Linked DNA regions of Mus musculus: regions 2 and 3 are each linked to region 1. Evidence: chromatin loops called from intact Hi-C (ENCODE). Cell type or tissue: heart. All regions are shown on one strand. Each heading gives the region's core, and the rest is flanking DNA. Links, peaks and the distances in the headings are about the cores only.

The links. Hi-C counts contacts between places; a loop is a spot of excess contacts. Peaks named below come from ENCODE experiments on the same cell type or tissue, not always from the same donor. Only the 100,000 strongest peaks of a DNase experiment are listed, where the experiment ranks them.
Region 2: it touches region 1 in a loop (2.4-fold over the local background); 2 of 42 quality-filtered maps call a loop at or near these places.
Region 3: a loop joins it to region 1, with 7 times the contacts of the local background. A loop is called at or near these places in 6 of 42 quality-filtered maps.

The regions. Positions count from the first base shown.
Region 1 is chr19:34,670,572-34,677,644 of GRCm38, forward strand. It overlaps Slc16a12 (solute carrier family 16 (monocarboxylic acid transporters), member 12), which reads right to left. Exons shown (of 7, transcript NM_172838.4): 4 at 6,713-6,856; 5 at 4,236-4,815; 6 at 1,865-2,124; 7 at 1-322. The coding sequence ends at 60. Among named protein-coding and RNA genes, the nearest start is that of Ifit1, 33 kb to the left of the region's middle. In heart, for the core only: no CTCF peak of the experiment used is centred there; a DNase peak (open chromatin) is centred at 3,130.
Region 2 is chr19:34,721,517-34,728,589 of GRCm38, forward strand. The region is part of intron 1 of Slc16a12 (solute carrier family 16 (monocarboxylic acid transporters), member 12); the gene reads right to left. Among named protein-coding and RNA genes, the nearest start is that of Slc16a12, 22 kb to the right of the region's middle. In heart, for the core only: no CTCF peak of the experiment used is centred there; DNase peaks (open chromatin) are centred at 3,295 and 4,125.
Region 3 is chr19:36,078,896-36,085,968 of GRCm38, forward strand. Rpp30 (ribonuclease P/MRP 30 subunit) reads left to right here and starts at 4,821. Exons shown (of 11, transcript NM_019428.3): 1 at 4,821-4,923; 2 at 6,171-6,226. The coding sequence starts at 4,842. In heart, for the core only: a CTCF peak has its summit at 4,195 (motif pointing left); DNase peaks (open chromatin) are centred at 4,816 and 5,156; H3K4me3 peaks cover 1,939 bases; H3K27ac peaks cover 1,258 bases; H3K27me3 peaks cover 497 bases.

The DNA.
Region 1 (7,073 bases), core at 1,196-6,195:
CCAGACCATGAACAACCTGGTGGCCTGGGGTCCACCAGCCTTGAAGATTCCCAGGGATGTCACGTGAGGTTGCAACCAGACCTGGCTTTAGGCAGGGGTTCCTCATCTTTCTGATCTAACTCCCTTGCTACAGAGTAGGCCACTGATCCATTGGTCCACAGTTGTAGCTTGGGATCTGAGTCTTTGACCGGGAAAGGCACTTGTGTTCTCTTCATCCTCTTGACAATTCTAACGAAGCCAAGCAGGATGGAACTAAATATCATGGCAAATCCACAGAGAAGGAAGGCTGCAGTGTAGCTGCCCGTCGTGTCCACCAGCCATCCTACAGCAAAAGCAAAACCACGGTGCTGAGCTAAAAATTCAATTACCGGATTAGCCACTCTCAAACTTAATCATTTGCCAGGAGAATCTCCCTAGACTACAGCACACCATCAATGATTTGAACAAAAAGCAGATGGCCTAAAGATGTCTTGCAGGAACCGAGAAATATATAAATTAATAATTGTTATTAAGTGAAGGATTTAAGAGAGGCCTCTGTCTTTGCTACTCACACAATAAATATTAGTGATTATTAACTCCATGAAATCTGGTTTAAAAAGATGAAGATTGTATTTCATAGTCTGTAGCTTTAAACATCATTCAAGTGATTGAAGTTGGGATCAGTGATATAGGGGATAAGTGGACATACAAAATGCTAATAGGATTCCCAGAACCCACACACTACTGTAAGCAACCTAATAGACTTTAGTGCAGTGTCCAGTTGTCAACGGAAGACTGATCTCAACCATACCTTATTTGAAAATTTGGACTCTCGGACATTGCTTCTTGGCCTTTTGGTTAAGATCATGCGCACAACATGATGTTGTGTGTTGTTTTAAATGCATATACCGGAGGCCACAATCTATAATTTGTTTTTATTTCTGCTGCTATTGCAGTATATCAATCCCAATATCTATGCCAATCACAAAGATGTGAGGAGCACTGTGTTTTGTGATAGGAAAATATGGGTCACAAGGATCAGAGAGTTGGTGGGTAAAGTTTTACTCTGGTAGGCAATTGGTTTGTAGTTGGCAAGGAGCAGCTATAGATTTTTCCTCAAAATATTTGTATGTGGAGAAAATCCACCAGGAAAGTATACAGCTTCACTTTTCACCCACTTCAAATCCAAAAATCAAAGTGGAGTAGAAAAATTAATTCTCACTTTACAGTTTCCCATGATCCATACCCCCCTGCACATATTCTTGTTATGGTCTGATTTGTATGTGGATTTCTGTAGGGACAAAGTAGTTACTTTGCATTAAGGTAGAATCTTAATTTCCTCTATTGTAAACCTCTAGGTGGTATTCTCTAAAACATGCTATAGTCATTATCTGTTTGCATGAAAACTTGACCATTACCAACATTTGGTATGTACAAATGATAAGCGAAGAACACAGAGAGAGCCCTGCCCTCCACCTGGCTCTCTGTGTCTTTATACCTTCACGTCTCCTTTTAGCCTCACTACCCACTGCTCTGTTTTGGTAGCAGACTTCCTTCTGATGGTGCCCTACTTACTTACAACTGGAGCAAATGTTCTATCCTTTTACTTCTATCTTTAACATAAACTGGAACCAAGACCCTAACTTGGGACTTCCATTTTCCATGCAAGCTACCATCCTTACTTGGTTGGAAAAAGATTATAAAGGCAGAATGTGGGTAGGACCATAGTTCTTTGGTCCCTTTTGCATTCCTACAACCTTTCACCCTTTCCTGACTCACTCGGAAGCTTTTTCTTATTTTTGGTATATGAGCTGTACACAGAAGTGTGGGTTCACTTCCTCTACATCAGTACAGTGACAGTGGCTAGTAGACTTTGAAAACTTACCTGCAATGGGTGGGCTCACCAAGTATGGCACTGCATGAAGGAAGTAGACCACGCCAAGTGCTGAAGACAAAGAGGTGGTCCCTACTATCTCTGCAGTCACGACCGGGATCAAGGTAACGTAGGCTCCATCAAAGTAGCCAAAGGTACAAGAGAAAGGCACAAGAAGGGGGAAGGTTTGAAGCATTGGAAGACACAGATAGCACAGCCCATCTAGTGCCACGGCAAAGAGGTAGCAAACATATCGGTAATTCTTCAGACACCTACAAATGTGAAGAGCCATAATGAGTATGGGATACTCAGATTCCATAAAAGAGATATTTGAACAGAGTCACGCAACTGTAAACACCGCAGCTGTGTGTGCCTTCCTATTTGTGTTATCTTACACTCGCGCGCGCGCACGTACACACACACACACACACACACACACACACACACACACACACACACACGAGCACGCATGTGTGTATGTGAGCATATGCATTAGCTACCATGGAGGCCATATTGGATTCCCTGGAACTAGAGTTACAGGAAGCTATGAGCTTCTCAGTGGGGGTGCTAGGAACTGAACTCCATTCCTCTGCAAAAGTAGCAAGTGTTCTTTACTGCTAGCACATCTTGCCAGCTCCTGTTATCCTCTGATTGTTCTACTGGCATATATACATGAATGTATGTGTGCAGGAAGCATAGTATGGTGTTGCTCTAATATGTACAAGATTGCAGTGTCACTACCTGCGTAACTCTAATGTAAAATCCTTTCATCATAAAACGAGACTAGCCACCTCAATATATGTAAACCTGAGGCCACAATTTTCTAGGCAGCTACCATAGTGAGTGCTTCGAGATAAGGTTGTCACTGGTATCGAGCACATCTCGCATGCTCAACAGCCCAAGCAATCATACATTGCTGAGACTGGATATGAAGACAGTAAAAAGAAGTGTAAGAGTGACGAAGGTCTGTCTGATCTAGGATAAAGTCCTACATCCAGACTCCCGCAGTGGTCTTCCACTCCATTTCCTCTCTGAAACTCCACCTCCATCTATAATATAATAATATAATATAATAATATAATATTTGAAAGACGGTAGAATGCCAGCTCTGCCTATTTGCAAATGCTTCCTCTCATAAGCCTCCAACATCTACTTGACAGATGGAGGCCCTGGAGAATCTCAGCAGTAGGTGATTTTAACAAAGGGTAGAACTGGCACAAGAATTTAGGTCTTGTGCCTAGCCACGCCTCCTTCGACTTACAAGTTGCTTCTCCCTGAGTCAACATTGTGCAGCGGACATCGCCCCACCCTTCCTCCTTCCTTTGTCTTTAATTTAAAAGGTGGGAAGTGCTGGGGCACGGCTGAGTGAGCTTGTCCAGCATATGAGTTGCTGCTTTTATCACCAGCGAGGCACAAAAGAAAACAAGTGGAATCTGTTCTAAATATTATATTAATAATGCTAGAGAATCCCAGTCAGATCCTGATTAATGACTAAAGTGTAACTTGTGAGAAGCCATTAGATGATAGCTCTCTTAGCTCATGACTCAAACATAAGTAATTCCTCACCCAAGGCGCCATCAGAAGTCTCCAATCCAAACAGGTAATTAATTATTTGCTGTAGAGTTCCTATAAATCCAGTCTCTAAGCATACAATATCATGAAAGTATTCTAGTCTCACACTGAAATCTAAGTGTGTGGCTAATGACATTGTGTGTCATTGCACCTGACCCTTCTACCTGAGGGGTGGGGTGAGGTCCTCTTTCTGCTACTAGTTAAACCCTGGGACAATCCAAAATGTGTTAAGACCACAGCAGGCAGAGAGCAGTTGTCGCAGTAGAAGACTAATTTACTTTAGGCTGGAATCAAATTTGTCATTAGGACTTTTAAGTTGTCCTCCTCTGTGAAGTTCAGACAGACATACAACCTAGACTGTCTAGAACAAGAATGGACAAATTAGGAGCACCTCTAGCTTGCTAACCTTTTGTGTGACTTACCTGGTCATTTGGTTGGCTTGTTTCATCATAAATGGTTGTAAACCAAATAAACAAAACAAAACAAAACAAAAAACCTAACCTTGGGTGAAATATAGAAATAGACATTTCAGTATGCATTGATACTCATCAGAACACAGCTGCTCTCATGCTGATGGCAGTCCTATAGAGTTATGACAAATACTATATCTTCTACAAAGCCAAACAATGTTTGCTCTATGTGTCCCCATACATAAAAAGTTTGCTAACATCTGATCTATAGGAATCAGCAAGAAAAGCCTCCTTTAGATACCAACATTCCCCTCCAAATGTAGATGTGTGACAAAGCCAGGGAAAACTCGGCACTTAAAGCCTCCTAGGAAAAGCCAGTTGCGTTTTGCCCCGGAATTTACCTTCTGTCAGTTAGCCAGCCAAATGTGATATTGCCAACAATATCGATTACCCCGAGGATGGACATGAGGAAAGCAGCTTGATGGTGGCTCACTCCGACACTCAAAGCATAAGGCACTAGGTACACAAAGAGAGGGCTGCAGCCGTAGGCCATGAACAGAACAGAGACGGCCAACACGACGAAGTCTGACATCAGTAAAAAACCGTATTCCTGCTGCAAGGAGCAGCAAAGACGGGTCTCTGTACATTCTTTGGTCAAAGGTGAATAGGGAGATGCTTGCTTACAGTCTTCTCGCTGAGATTCACGGTTGTGATTCTTTTCTGGGACTGATCGGTCCTCTTTAAGGGTAATTGGACGCATCAGAGCGCCGCAGACGCAGAGATTCAGAACGAACCCGCCAAGAATGAGCAGTGCTCCTCGCCAGGAAAACTGTTCGATGAGGAGCTGAACGACAGGAGCCAGGATGAAGGTACCAATGCCACTGCCTGACATGGCAATCCCATAAGCCAGGGCTTTCCGTCTGCTGAAATACTTGCCCACCATGGCAATTGCCGGAGAGTAACAAAGTGCAAATCCAAGACCTGGGAAACAGAGAACGCCGTGAATGGTGGTTCACCGTGAGCGGACAAGAGCGGGCAGTGGGAAAAACGGATGACTGAGACTGAAGAGACTCTGATCTTCCAGGAATCCCTTTAAAGCTGTTTGTGTAACCAGCTGAAAAATTAATCTTCCTGCCATTCTTTCGTAATTTTCAAACTACAGAGAGGAGTTCTGTGACTTTTTTCCTTAGGAAGAATACACTAAAAGAAATCTTTTCTCAAAGACATGAAGAACTTGAAAAAAAAAATCACTACTCAAGCTAAGCTGGAATTTCCCAGCAAAATCAGGGACATGCTGAAGAAAGAAACTGACCACTCCCCACTCCTTTCCATACATCCTCTCTGTCTCTCTGTCTCTGTCTCTGTCTCTGTCTCTGTCTCTGTCTCTGTCTCTGTCTCTCTCTCTCTCTCTCTCTCTCTCTGTCTCTGTCTGTCTCTCTCTCCCTCCCTCTCTCCCTCCCTCCCTCTCTCCTTCACTCTCTCTCCCTTTCTCCCTTCCTCTCCCCCTCCCCCTCTCTCCCTCTCTCCTTCTCTCCCTCTTTTTTTCTCTCCCTCTCCCCCTCTCTCCGTCTCTCCATCTCCCCTGCCTACTTTTTGTAGGTTAAACTGGCTGAATACTTGTCTCACCTCTTCCCTGCCTGAGAAGACACATCTTTGATGGTCTATGCTTCCCGGGTTTTATACAGAAATAATATATACAAATCCAGGGAAGTTGCAGGACATTTCATTTAGGAGGGAAATATCATAGACTAGGGAATATTACAGAAGAACATGGAATCTGGAAATATTCCTCAAGTCCTTCAGAAAAATACCAATAGTTTGGAAAGCTTTCAAAAGGTTTTTGGCTTCTACTACCTCAGTTTAACTTAGAAAGCCCAAAGAGCTTCAAGCCTATGTTTCAGAACATGTAGGCTATTTACCTCAATGCATCTAAAGATAGATATAAAATATGTGGCACCTCAATTGATAATTGATAATACAGGAGAAGAGACAGAAGAAGCACTCTCAATACCCATCCACATTTGCAATACAGACGGTCAACAGATCTATGGGTTTCCAGATGCTGGGACTTTCAGTTCTAAAACCAGACCAGTTCCTAGTAGTCTTAGCAGCCAGGCCCTATGAGTTACTAGGGATGCCTGTAACGTCCTTAGCAGACAGATGCAGATGCACAGCCTTACTCTGAGGTTACACACATTGCTGGCCTAACTCATCCTAAATTCATAGCATGTACCCAGACAAGAGTGGGTACCACCTTCCACCCCCATATCTGTGATGAACTTATTGTGCCTTGAGTCCCACCAGCCAACCTCATCCCAACCCTATGCAGTCCTGTTAAGTTTATGGAATGGACACATTCTTCTCTTTCCATAAAATCCGTCATTATTTTCTAAAATGGGGTTTCAATAACTCTGAGAAATAATGTGAAATATAAGAATACCTGAGGCAAGGTACTATATTTTCTAAGTTGAAGTTCCCATTTATTGGATAATAATAAGCATAATAAAGACCAGAAAATTCAGGCCAAACACGGTGTTCAGTGTCTTCCTTAACAAAGAGAGACAGAGAAAGATCAACCACTGTTGAAAATTTGTATTGTGCTGAGTAATTTATCGTTTCTTCTGAGTTCAGAGTCTCAGGCATATGTAATGCCAGAGAGAAAAGTTATGTCTCATGGCATGACAAAATTAATGTGGTAAGGCTTTAGGCTAATGGAATTACATTTCTAAGTCTCTGTAACTACTAAGTTGGTAGCCATAAGCTAAGTCAGCCGCATTATGAGTCTAAAGAAAAGTGTTTTATAAATCTCTGTTGTGTTTATGTCTTGACAATACTTGAACAAAGGTAGGGTCAGACTTGTGGAAGAAAGTGCGCTTACCTGTAAGAACTCCCAGGCTGAGGTAGAGGTGCTTCAAGCTGGTGGCAAATGAGCCCAGGATGAAACCAGTAGATGCCAGCAAGCCACCCAGCATGATCCCCGCTTGACAGGATAACTGGTTACTGACAACACTCCCAAGCGGAGCTTCAAAAACAACAAAGAGATCAATAGAAAGAAAGGCTTTGGGGATACCTTGAAAACACTGTGCTGTTGCACTCAGGGAGAAGAGAGCCAGCAACCTTTGAAAGGTCAGATTCAGCCCTCTAGTTTTATAGCTTTGGAAACGGAGACCCAAAGAAATGTGACCCTTGGTGGTTACACAGGAGCAGGGCAGTGACAGAACTTCCTGAGTGTCCTTAGA
Region 2 (7,073 bases), core at 971-5,970, 51 kb after region 1:
ACTCTGCATCTTCTAACTGGTCAACGGTAGGATGATGTTGTGTTGAGATTATGTGACCGTGAGTGCTCATCTACATCCCCTACTCCAAGGCTCAGAGAATATTGAGGAAGAGAAGATAGAAAGAATGAAGCAGAGAATGTGAAGGAGTGCTTTGAAATGCTGTCTTCTTACATGTCCAGGCTATTGCACTTATTGAAGGTGCGATTTTCCTTGAAAGTTGGTGAGGAATAAAGATTCTTTGGGGCTGTGCTTACTGGTAAGTTGCCCATGCTACAGTGAATGTGTGCCCATACACACGGGCAGCATTAATTGGACTTAATGGTTTGTTTAAAAGACGGAGAAGGAAGAGAAAGAGGCGGCCATGGTGGTAGGCAGCATAAAGCTGGGAGAGATGTTTTAGAAAGTATCCAGGGGCAGTTTGAGGGGGGGGTGGAATAGGGGTGGCTATGAATATATTTCATTGTGTACATGAGTCAAAGTCTCAAAGAATAAAAATATTGACTATAAATAATTAACAATAGCATCCTTAGAATGATAAAGTCTATTAATTACATTCACATGCTCAGAACAAGACATCTCCTTCCCCAGTCACACCAGACTGACAAACGGTGATTCCGAAAAGTAGCAACAGTAAATGTTGAGAATGATGTGAAGGCAGGACTTTCATATGCCAAAGTTTCATATGAAGCTTTGTGAAATAAAGACAGGCTTTCCACACAATCTCTGCCATGCCACGAGAGATAAATATTCACATCGGCCAAAACACAGGTGTGAGAGATGTAGAGAGACCCTTGAAACTTCTAGTGCCATTAAATACCTGGCATTCAAACAAGGGCCATTGGATACATGGGGAAGCAGACACACAAGTCGGTAGCTAACCCAAGGTCACATGGATGTTAGACTCCATGGTGACTAGGCACACTGTCTCTACCAATACCACTGACGTTGGGATTTGCACAGAGCAGCGTTTTCTTCAATTCTGCATGGAGAAACTGTGACTTACAATCAGTGTCCTAACAACATTCCTAGAATAGGTTTGGGGGCAAAAACATAAAGATAGGGAGAAAACAGCACTGAATTTGGACAGCACATCACTGCTTACAGCTTTAGTGACTTCCTCCTTGCCCTGAGAAGAGCACTTAGTCTCTTTACAGTGTGTGTGCCTTGAATGACCTGACCTACTTCAGAGCTTCAAGCATCGCCTGTCACTGTCCCCCACCTACACTACACAGCTTTCCAGACATTCTGTTCTCAGAATGTGCCAACCTCATTTGTGCCTCAGGCTCTCACAGTCACTCTTCCTCAGTCTGTAGTACTTTCTCCCTGTCTTCACAGAGCCAGTCACCTCGTGCCAGGCAGCTCTCTCTTCATGTGTCTCTTTTGGGGCCACCGAGATGACTCAGTGGGCACAGAAGATTGCTGAACAAACTTGATGACCCGCGTTTGATCCTCAATACCAAAGGAAAGCTGGAAACAGAGGAGAGCCGCCACAAAACTGTCCTCTGACAACATTCAAGCTGTGGCATTCACATCACGCATGCAAACACATCATTTCCTCCAAGGGAATAGTGTAACACTTCCTTCATATAGGACAAATCCTATTGAGTTATGTAATAAATGTATCAGAAGACTTATTTTTGTGTGTGTAACTAGCTTCTATATCTTTGCATTGTTTTCATTTATTTTAAAAATGTTCCATTAAACTAAAGAGCCTTCAACAAGCATCATCATGTACAAACAGCTTTGTTTGATTTTGGAAAAGTGAAAAAAAAAAGAGAAGCAATTCCCTTTGACAAAAGAGAGAACTCCTAGGTTAATGTCATCTAATCCACAGTGGATATACCAATCCCACTCCAAACTATAAAAGGCCTTTGTAACCCTTGCCCCTGCCCCCACTGGCCTGTAAGATAATTTCTTCAAGACTTTTTGCATCTTACGTGTACTTGAAGGAGATGAAGCATGAAATGACTGCACATTGTAGGGCGAAGGAAACAGGAAAGGTCTAGTAAGAACGTGTCTATGTGCATTCCTACATCTACATAGAGACCAGACTACTTGTCATTGGTAATGACTTAAAGCCAACCTAGGGGCCACGTAGGTCAAGAAACAGTGCTCCTCCACATATGAAGCTATAAAGCCACACATTTTGAAAAGATCCTTAAGTCAAAGGACTGGAGGTGTAGTTCAGTGGCAAAATCCTATCCTAGCATACAAAAGAAGAGACAAAGACAGGAAGGAAGAGAAAGAAAAGGGAGGTGGGGGTTGGGGGTGGATGGAGAGCAAATAATATCACAAAACCTCTACTATACCTAACCTATGAACCACTATGGCTTAACCTAGCCTACCTCATATTCAGAATGTTCAGCCTACAGCTGGGCAAAATAATCTAGCAATAGAGCTTACTTCATAATCAAGTGTTCAACGTCTCCTATGTACACGCATAGGTATTGTGTGTGCCAGTAACACAGGAACCCAGAACACTGTGGAGTATGGATTAATCTCCCTCAAGATCATGCAGCTGACTGAGAGCTGCATCTCACTACCACTTTTTAGCGTAAGAGTGTCCTTACTGAGTATCGCTAGCCTAAAACAAGATTGAAATTCACAATCTGAACTATGGCTTGTACCAAATATATATCACTTTGATGATATTTCAAAGTTTGAAACTAGTCATAAGTTGTCTTAGTTTATTTTCTGTTGTCGTGTTAAAATGCTCTGACAAAAACCAACACAAGGGAGAAAGGGCTTCACTTCAGCTCACAGTTCTAAGTTACAGTCCGTTCCGCTGGAGAATTCAAAGCACCAGGATCTTAAAGGAGATGGCCACATTGTGTCCGCAGTGATGAATGCAGGCCAGGGCTCAGCTCACTTCCTCCAGGCTTATACAGTTCAGGGTCTCCTGCTTAGGGAATGGTACTGCCTACAGTGGTGGGTCTTCCCAGTCTAATTAGCATAATCAAGACAGTCTCCCACTGATGATCTGAGAGGCCCATCTCCCAGGTGATTTTAGATTTTGCAAGTTGACAATCATCACTAATCATCACTTAAGTCAAACATCTTCATAAATTGAGGACCCTCTGTAACTGATGAGCAAAACTCCACAGTAAGAGTGGCAGGGATGCTGCCAATGGAGTTTGCACTGTGGCCACCACATCTGGATCCCTAAGACCTGTGCTAGCCAGGACTACTGTAAAGGGAAAGAACAGAATGCCTGGGAAGATTTGTGGAGCTGGATAACCCACTGTGTCTGAAAGCAGGAAGCACAAAGGAGGAAGGAGACAGAGAGCCAAGCCCTGCAGGCATCAGCCGCTTCTGCATGGAAAGTCTGAGAAATCTGAACCCAGGGAGGAAATGCTGAGGAGAAAGAAGCAGAGACATTGTTGCTTAGGTGTAAAATGATGAAAACGATAGAGATGAACTTGCCTCGCCCATTCCGATACTGAGCTGATCTTTTATAGCAACTCCTTCCCTGCAAGCAGTCATCAGCTCTCGATTCCTCCCTTATCTGAACAAAGGCAACAATGGCACCACGTCACATGGTTCCCCACAGCCTGGATGCAGTGAGCATCATACTCTTGGTTCTCAAACAGAGTTAAGCCAGAGTTATATCTCAGCCACAGTAACAAAAGCAAACACTCATTTCAGAAAATGACGCTGAAGATCGATCAAAATGGTAAATCTCATAAAGTCAATTTACTGGTTATAAAATGGCCCTTGACTAGACACTAGTCCCATCAAACTCCCTAGCAGACAAATACAAAACAAAACTTTCTAATCCACCTGCTTAGCCTGCACGTCATCTATCCCAATGGCTACCAGAAAACCCGAATTCTATTGTCAATGTGATGACAATCTTTACTTTTTAAGAGGTAGTAATTAGCTCCATGAAAATATTTTTTGTGCCTTTTCCCCTTCAATTCACTATATCATGGCTGCTGTTTAAGCTGAGACAAGCATTTGCTGTGGGCTTTAAAACTTACTGGAAAATTACAGAGCACACAGTTTTACAGAACAGGAAGCACGCTTCCCTTCCTCTTGCGGTCAACTAAGGTGACCTGACAAACCGTGGTAAGAGAACAAACGGGAAAGGAGAGGTCTTCGTGCTAAAGATAGAGAAAGCAGTGGAGATGTACAAGGCAGTAAAGAGGCAAGTGTGTCAAGCTGATCTGCATGTCAGTGGTCTAATCTACTGCCAGGGACCTCTGTTCAGCTTTACTGATCAGAGAAGTCCCCCAAAACAGGAGCACCTGAGGCTAGCCTTGAGCAGCATAAATAATAAAATGCAGGTTGGGCCTCATGAAACTGGTCCTGTTAGAGTGAAGGGGAGCAACCGTCAGCTTTGGAAAGGAAGCACTAGACTCCCAATTCAGAACACTTTCCGTGGCCATGTTATAGGCATGTTATATGTCTAAGGCAAGACTAGGAGAAAATACAGTAAAAAGATGACAATAACAACAATAAACTGGTAAATTTTAAACAATAAACTGGTCATTATTTGTAGGAAATATGTGAGAAATCTTACTTATTTACTTATCTTTATACACGTGTGTTTAAATATAACTTTTAAAGGGTAAAATTGTAACTCCAAGTGCATTACAATGGTTATTGTAAGAGCAAAAGAAAATGATGGTAAGGATGTAGAGGAATTGTAACTCTGGTATCTTTCTGATAAGGTTGTAAAATGGTGTGGTCTCTGTGAAAAACACTGTGGTACATCCTCAAGATGTTATAAAGAGAATTTCCATAGAATCCAGCAATTTCCCTCCAATAATTAGATGCAGGCCCTCAAACCATCATGTGTACACCCATGTTCACCATATCACTATTCCTAATTGGCCCAGAGTGAAAGCCACCCAACCCAAATGTGTATTGACAGGTGACTGGGTGGACAGAATGTGTTCTCTGCACACCATGTGACCAGCTTTAAAGGGAAGGAAATGCTGACAGAGGCTGCAAAACAAGTGAAGCTTAGAGGGTGGGGCTAAGGAAAAAGGGCTGCATGGTTCCAAGGGGGTGATGTGTCTGCAACAGTTAAAGTCATACATACAGGAAGTAAAACAGAGGTTGCCAGAAGTTGGAGGGAGAGAGAGAAGGGAATGGGGCCAGTGTATGGAGTTTCAGTTTGAAAACATAAAAAGGCTCTAGAGATGGATACTGATAAGGAATACATAACAACAGTATGAATCTGTTCTTGACATAATAAGAAAACTATACTCGGTCCCTGCCCTGGTTTCCTGGCATGCAACTCTTAAAACACTTGACATTTTAAGAAAACAAAGATCTTGGAAACCATAAGTTCTTGCATGTTAATGAGGTGACTGTTGGTTGGAGACTCCTGGGGGTGGGGGGAAGCTCTAAATGGAACTGGCTGCCAGAAGAATTAGCTATGTGATTGGAGGGTTGCTATATACTTAGACACTCCACCCTTAACCCTGGAAAGAGAGAGGGTCTGAAGAGTGTCTTAATGAGCAGAGACTAATGATTTAATCGACCATGCCTAAGTAATCATGCCTCTATAAAACTGTAGAAAGACACCATCTGGGGAGAAGGAGACCCAAAAGTCCATCCACACACATCAGTTGAGTGTGCAACTCCATATCTCCCCGGGACATGCCTGCTCATCCTGAGCTCCTGACTGTACCCTACCCTATCTTTTCAATTAGATGATGGTCTATATTCTTGAATGTATCCTTTGGGGTAAACTCTTCACATAGTCAAGCAAAGCATTGTCCTACACCCGTGAACTGTTTTAGCACACAAGCAAAGGCAAGAACTTTTGGACACTCTGACTTGCAGCCAGACTGCTCAAAGCATAGATGCAAAGCTGAGCTCAAAGGGAGGCCACACATCCCTCCTGTAGCAGTTTCTCTGAGTTCAAAATTTTCATCTTTGAGGGAACTGAAGATACCAGATGTTACAAAGGAAGTGAAACAAAAGGATGTTCTCATGGGAGGTAAAGTTTTCCATTCTGCTGGGAAGCTTGTTAAGCTCTGGAAGTTAAACAACTCAAAAGCTTTAGGAAGTCCATGAAACTGACCAGAATCACTAGACTCCTTCTTCTGGTATGTAAACTGTATATAAACTGTAAAGACAGATGCCAGATTCTTTCAGATAAACTAAGATGCTAGAAGAGACAGGTGAAGTCACCTGAAAGAAACAGAAGATCAGCCAAGCCGCCTCGGGATTGGGGGGACAGAGACCAACAGAGCTGCCTAGAAGATGCTCAGACCAACTGGACCACCTGGAAAGGATGCTTCACCTGTTGAACTACCTGCAGGCTGTGCAGTTTGGTGCAGGTTTCGGGCTTTTATGAGCTGGAGTGGGCTTTTGGTGAAGTAACTGTCTGAGTCACTTCTGCTCCTGATAGTAATTCTTCATCTATTCTCCTGTAAGTAACATACACCCAAAATAAACGGGTTCACCACGGTGGACTCTGATGGTATCTGTACTTTGGTTTGTGTTGTTTTCCTCTCTGGGGTGAGTAGACTTTTATTCACATTTCCCTAGGAATAGCATTGGACATGTATAAATCTGTGAGGCTGAGAACTTGTTCTGTGGGCACCTTACTATGTCAAGGTAGAGTTAAAAGTTATTGTAGGATCTGAGTAGGCAGGTACAGGAACTTCTTAGAGTTCAGAAAAGGCCACTCACCAAAATCAGCCCCTGGCTATGGATCAGAAGTATGAACTTCTATCATTGTCTTTCCCTTAAAAGTTACTCAGTCTGTGGTACTGTGTTACAAGCCACAGGGGAATAAACTAGCATAAACAGGTCAATATGAATAAGTTATGATAAATCTGTCTTTAAAAGTAGACCATCAGAATACTTTGTAGATAAACTGGACTAGATCACAAGAGGGAGATGGGATCCAGACTTGCCTCTAAAAGGTTCATGTGCTAAGAACTTGGAAGCTGGTGCTACAGTATTGGCAGTTGGTACCATTATAATATGGAGTCTGGTAGAAGATAATTAGGTCACAGGGCACTACCTTCATAAGGGGTCAATTCTCATGTCATGGGAGTTGGTTAAACCCCATAAAACTACATTATATGTATAAAAGGAGAGGTCTGTAT
Region 3 (7,073 bases), core at 1,109-6,108, 1.4 Mb after region 1:
AGGCAATGGCACATACTTGCACAAATAGACACTCTTACACGTAATTTAAACATAAAGTAAAATTCTCGGCAGCACGGGTAACTTTCAGGCATTTATGTATTTAGAAGCTGCAATGAAAATTCCAGGAATAAATAAATTTCTTTTTTTTTTCTTTAACGGGAACGTCCTTTGAGATCTAAACCACACTACTAAGCAGCTGAATTTCTAAGTATTACATTTATAAGTGCAAGTTTACATAGACTCTGCGCTCTTCTGTGTCCTGAATAAATGCCCCTATGTAAGCTTGCCAGAAATGAAAATATTTATCTGAGCAACTTTTTTCAAGTGATGTACAGTACTATTGTTTTACTGGTTTGCTTTTGGTTGTGCTTAGTTTAGGTTGTGGGTACTCTTCATCATGGAATTTGCATCTTAGTAAGCAGGCTGAGTAAAGTGGATTGCTCTCCCTGAGGTCTGGCTTTATCTGATTGTCTATTGAAGGTGGATCCTGTGCAGATGGAGGTCCCTCATCTTGTGGAATTCTTTCATCCTGACTACCATGAGTTGGGACATAAGCTTTTCTCTGTCTTTGGACTCAAATTGAAATAAATTCCAGGTCTTCCTGGGTCCTGAGCCCACCCATCTTTGGATAATCCTGGCTTTCACCTTTCAGGTGAGACTAAGACAGGGTATAATGGTGGGAAAATGAGACCCTAAGAAGGGAAGCTTGAGAAAGAAAGAAGCAAGAAGCGCAGTGACAGTGACATTGGAGTCTGCCTCTAGGTGGACATGCCCTTGACTCCTCTCTTAAGGGTCGATCAAAACTTGCCAGACCAGGGGCCTTACTGTGAAAATACCCTTTTCTTTCCAGCATTTTATCTGCTAGGGAAGTTTCTACCAGCTGACCCTCTCTGAGGTTCAGTTGGGTCTGCTTACCTTTATGAGACCTGACTCCTAAGGAAGTAACCATTTATACAACAGCCAGAACCTTTAAACTCCCTAACCAGTACTCTTTGCATCCTAGCTCTTTTTCTGACGCTTGCCTGCCCAGCTTAGGGATGCTTGCCGCCAGGTGGCTGACCTCCATGCTGCTTCATTCTAAGCAGTGTGGTTTTTGTTCCTTTCCTTCTCCTCCCTTGCAGGCAGCTGTGGTGTTTACAGCTTGCCTTCTTTGGGGTTCTCCTTTTAAATTCTAATAAATTGTGCTGAGTTTCTGCTTTCTTTGTTCTCCAGCCTATCCGTGTCTGTTCTTAATTTTTTTTATTAATGAAACTAAGAACCCCAAAAGAGGACCCTCAAATCATAAAAGGGGACTCTTGCTCTGCTGAGACTCCCCAGTATTTCTTTCCTGTTCCCCCTCAACACACAAATTTAGACATATTTGGAGATGCTAAGATATCAAAGGCTACTTTGGATGCAAAAGCCCCATCTTCTAAGTGTCTAAAGTGAGGTTATGACTGCCTCAAGGCATGGTTGAGGGGAAGGTTTTTATTATAGATATGAGAAAGAGAAAAGTTAGAGGCATCTGGAAGAGTCTAGAGCAGGAAAAGAAAGTAGATTAAACATGGCTAGAAAACTGAACTGGACCAGGAGAAGAGGAAACAGGGATTGAGTGAGAGAGAAGAGAGCAAAGAAGAGAAAGGGCCAAAATGACCAAGAGAGCAAAGAGAATGTGTATGGCCAAAATGGCAAGGTTATATGGGAATAAGAAGCTGGTGGAAGAGTGTTATGGGTCTGGGGTTGCTCAGAGATTCACCATGACCATGAATAAATTTTAACAAATGAGAGGCTTTATTGTATACTGGTGCCTGGTCTACACGAGGATTCTCAAAATGCAGCACTTATCCGTATTTACCCTGGGTTTATAATGGCAGAAGCCATGAGGCTTTAGGGGTGTGGAACTACTTCTCATCCTGCATGCCTTTTACAATAGACACCCTGTAGATGCCTCAGCCATCTCCGGCAAGCAAGCAGTTCTAACAGAAGCATCACTGGGATTAGTTCCCAGGACCCACTGTCTTTCAAGAACAACAGAGGCAGTAGAATTTACAAGGATAGGCAGTTTCTTAAGATTTGCTCAACTATCCCATTCTGCAAAGTTATCTATCTTGGGCAAGTTCACCAACAGGAAACATTTCACAAACGAACACATTACAAGTTGAAGTGATTTCCTCATGGATTCTTTCAATACAATGGTGTTGAAGTTTTGAACTTGTTATTCTCTATCATAGAGAAGCCCATGAGCTGGAACAGTTTAGGGTATGGGTCAGGGTAAGGAGAGGAGGATGCCAGCCAGCATGAACTCTGTAACAAGTACTTGAGATACTGAGAGAACCTGGAAGCCATCATCATATGCTTTGTGTGCTGATTGGCATCGGAGTTAGACATTTGTTCCCAGTTTCTGATGGACCTGACACTAAGTTCCACTATGGAAGAGAAAATTATTTAGTAGCCATTCTCCTAGAGCCCCAGAAAACAGGAACCACCATCACTATCAACCATCACCCCACTTGCCTGTTAGAATTAAATCAGCAAAACATACAGTTGTGTTCCGTTCAGCAATTTCTAAGGTCTTCTTCAAGTGTTGCATCCTTGAGGCCTCTGCCACCCATTCAGGCCAACATTTGAACTTTTTTCTTTCCCATCCTTTTCTCTCTGCCCAGTCCTGCCTCCTTCCCCTTCCTTCCCGTTCCCTGCTTCCTCTCTCCTTCCTTAACCTCCCTTTTTTCTTTTCCTCTTCTCTCCTCATACCATCCACAACTGTCCTCCCTACTGGCTTTTCTCAGGAGACAACACACTAGGCAGCTCCTGAGCCAAAATGCTTCAATCCACCATTATACTGCTGAAGCATTCACTAGCTCAAATGTCAAAAAGGTAGATGTTGGTTTAAAAAAAATACTTATTTGCTTTGAAAATTAACAAGATGCACACATAAGTACTTGGCAGATGCTCTGCCGCAGTGCAGTGCTCAGTGGTTTTTATCTCTTCATTTCATTTCATTTCTAATCCTTCCTTTCCTCTTCACCTAAGCTCAGTGATTTGTTCTGAAATGCAGCATCATGGTGCAGTGGGAGGGGGTGCCTTAGTGAGCCCTTTTATAGCAAGCCAGGCTTGTACCTGGCTGTTGCTAGGTAACTGTTAGGAGGAGCCTAGAAGAAATGCTAACACTCAGAACAAAGGGAATCTAAAAGGTGAAGACCACAGTAACATCACCATGACTCTTAAAGAATTATGCCCTCTGTAGTCTAACCTTAATATCAAATAACTAAAATTCTTATTTAGGTCCACTACACAATGGCTACTCGACTGACCAATCTAGATTTTGTGATCCTGTATGAAGACATCTCTCTACTACTATAAAAGTTAGAACTAGACATTCTGATGAAAGCAAGGGGTTTGTTTTGTACGGCCTTGGTCTGGTTGCAGACATTATTTTGTTGTTGTTTTGTTCTTGGAAAATATCAAGTATTGGAAACAATCATTTATGAAAATTAACCAAACATAGGTGTGGCAGTGCTCAGCTGTAATCCCAAAACCAAGGATACTGAGGCAAGATGATTGTGGATTTAAGTCCACCCTGGGCTACTAATAATACCACCTCTGCTACTGCCTCCTCCACCTCTTTCTCCTCCTTCTCTTCCTCCTCCTCTCCACCACCACCACCGCCATCATCATCATCTTTCAGAAATTTGTAGGAAATTAGTGATCATTACAGTAGTGTGGTCAGATGGAGAAGACTCCATATTCTTTGTGATTAGTACAGAAATTGAAAATGCTTCTAAACATTTCCATCACTTTGGTATAATCCCAACGGACAAGCTCATGAGAAGTGGACTTTTCTTATTTGAGAGACCAGCAGTTCAGAAGTCCTATTGAGTTGCACGAGGCTGGAGCTGCTTATTAGTAATGCGCAGAAGGGTTCGCATGCTAGGCAACTAAAGACTGAATGGAGAGGGGTAAAGGACTGGCCCTCTACATCAAGTAGATTAAAAATCGTGTTCTATGTTGTTGAATAATTGATCTGTCAATATTAAAGAGTTCATTTTTAAAAGGGTCATTTAAAAGTAGAAACATCAAATGATATGTGTATGTTTCTCATGAAAAACATTGTAAGACATGTTTTCATTTTTGCCCCTCCCAGTCAGTCCTCTGGCTAAAGGATGTGTTGGCGCTAAACCATCAGCTTTGAGAGCACTCTGCCATCTTGTGGTTGTAGTCTGTAACGGATTGTCTTAGCCCAAAGAGTTTAGATAATCTTAGCCACAGACCAAATACTTCAAAAAGGCCACTTTCAAAGAATGGAATGTACTGTGGAAATAGGAAAGAAAAATAACTTCCCATGTATCTTCATTTATTTGTTAGTTTAACTACTTTTGAGACTCTGTATTTCAGACTGGCCTGGTACTCTCGGTATAAAGAAGGTTGGCCTCAAACTCAGAGTTCTCTCTGCCTTCCCGGGTCTGGGATTAAAGGCGTGTATCACCACGCCCGGCTCCCCAGAGCTTTAAACAGGCTTCAAGACCTTAGAAATGTCTGCTTGACATCGGTATGCTCTATGGGTGCCTTTAAAATGAGTCACTTTGCATTGCTGTATGGTAGGAGCATGGGAGATTTGAGCCCCATCAGAGAGTACCAAAACATTCCCATTCAAATTATGAATAAGTAAGGCTATAGGTCCCAACACACTAACTTTGGCTGGATTCTAGGGAATAGGAAAGTCTCTGCAAGACGACCCAAGACGACTGAGAAAGAAAAACTACAAATCCCAGAAAGCTCAAGGAACAACCTAAAACTCCCAGCATGCCTGAGGGACAACACGGCGGCTGCGCAGACTGGCGCGCGGGTGCTCCTGGGATGTCAGCATGGCGGCGTTCGCAGATTTGGATTTAAGAGCGGGCTCAGACCTGAAGGCTCTGCGCGGACTCGTGGAGACTGCTGCTCACCGTGAGTCTACTGGCTTGGCTCTGTCCCCCACACCATCCAGCTTTGTTTGGTAGTTTTTTCAGGCCCCATTCCGGTCTCTCGTGTGATCTGCCTGACGTCCCTAAAGGCAGAGAATAGCTGCAGTATCACCCGGATCCCCTGGGTGAGAAACTCGGGCTCTTGACAAAGCTGTTGTTGTTTGTGTTTGCCCAGTCATTCGTGCAGAGGGAGAGAACGGAGGCCTAAGGGGTCGAGGCATTGGCATGGAGCCTGCGAGCTGATGAATGATAGGAACAGGGACTGGTCCCCTCAGCCAGTGCTTTTGGTATCAGCCCCTTTTGAGTCACACGGCATCTGTCAAATACAGAAAGCTGGGTCTCGGGCAGGAACTGCTGTGGGAGCTTAGAGAATGGGAAGGGCGTTACCTTATTTCTCTCGAGCATCTCAAGTGCCTTAAGGATGAACGTTGATCATGTGAGCTCTCACCTGGCATAGGGCCTGCCAAATAATAGATTCTCAAATCCCTTCGAGAGGAAGGAAAGTAGGGCGTTATTGGGCTGACTGGGAAGACGAAGGGCCGCTATTTTATCATTACCATGCATTATTCTTTTAATATTAATACACTATTATCCTGTCAGTATTTTAGGCAACTTAAAGACAAGAGTCGTGATTTAAATGTATTGGGGACAGGGCACTTGTCTGTTGTGATGGTAAGACAAGCCTGTAGTGTCCCTCGTCTGTTATTGTAGAGTACCTCAAAAGAGATGTGAGGGAGTCATCACTCCATTGCTCCGTAGGAAAGGGAGCAAATGTGAGGGGGATCGCAGAAGAAAGAAATGATAACAAAGGTGACAGAAAGACATAAAACTTGAGTCTTTAGCATTGTGTTAATATGAACCACAGCCTAAATATGTGCCTGGCTTCTAAATGTGGCAGCTAAATATGTGCACTCTTCTAAAATACTGGTGCTGTTTCACTTCATTTTCATGACACTTGAAAGTCCTGTCTGCTGTTAACATCATGGGACAGGTGAAGAACCTGAAACTTCACCTTAAGTCACAATAAACAGTAGGGCTCAGGATCTGCCTCCTACCCCACCCCCTTATTTTCCAGGTCTCGGAATTGAATCCAGGACTCTGTGTATGCCTAGCAAGCATCCTGACACTTAGCTACATCCCTATTGTCATGCCAGACTCTTGAATCTCTTATCAATATGATCATTGTGAACAAGAAAGTATATTTTTTAAATGATCTATTTTTCTTTTCAGTGGGATACTCAGTTGTTGCCATCAATCACATTGTTGACTTTAAGGAAAAGAAACGGGTAAAGTAGAATTTCTCATGTAACTGGTTGCTAAATACAAGTGTTTATAAATCCTTGTGTCTGTGTTGGGAATATGGATCTAGAGACAAGTGTACTAGTTAACTGTTCTTGTTGCTATGACCACATACCTGCAAAGCAACTTAAGGAAGGAGGAGTTTATTTTGCTTATCCTCTGACGGTATAGTCCATCATGGCAGTAGGAGCGTGAAGTGGCTGGTCACAGCTTCTCCTCAGTCATGAAGCAGAAAGAGACAAATGTTGGGGCTTCGCTCACCTCCTTCTTTAGTTAATTCGCTCAGGCTCCCAACCCGTGAAGTAGCACAGCTCCCGTTCAGGGTGGAAACACCATCATAGAAATAGACAGAGATGTGTTTCTGTGGTCATTCAAGGATCCTTCATCCTAAGCATGTTTCTCTTTTGCGGCAAGGTCTTATATGTCTCACTCTGGCCAAGGATGATGGCCTCCTGCCTCTGCCTTCCCAGTGCTGAGATTACAGGCTCATAGGGAAGGCCTTAGGGATTTTAGAAGGCATGTACCAACTGAGCTGTATCCTCAACCCTCAACTATATTTCTTAAAAACCCTGTGTTTCAGGGCCCCCAATGGAGGAACTAGAGAAAGTACCAAGGAGCTAAAGGGTTCTGCAACCCTATAGGTGGAACAACAATATGAACTAACCAGTACCCCCAGGGCTCGTGTCTCTAGCTGCATATGTAGCAGAAGATGGCCTAGTTGGCCATCATTGGAAAGAGAGGCCCCTTGGTCTTGCAAACTTTATATGCCTCAGTACAGGGGAACGCCAGGGCCAAGAAGTGGGAGTGGGTGGGTAGGGGAGTGGGGGAGGGTAG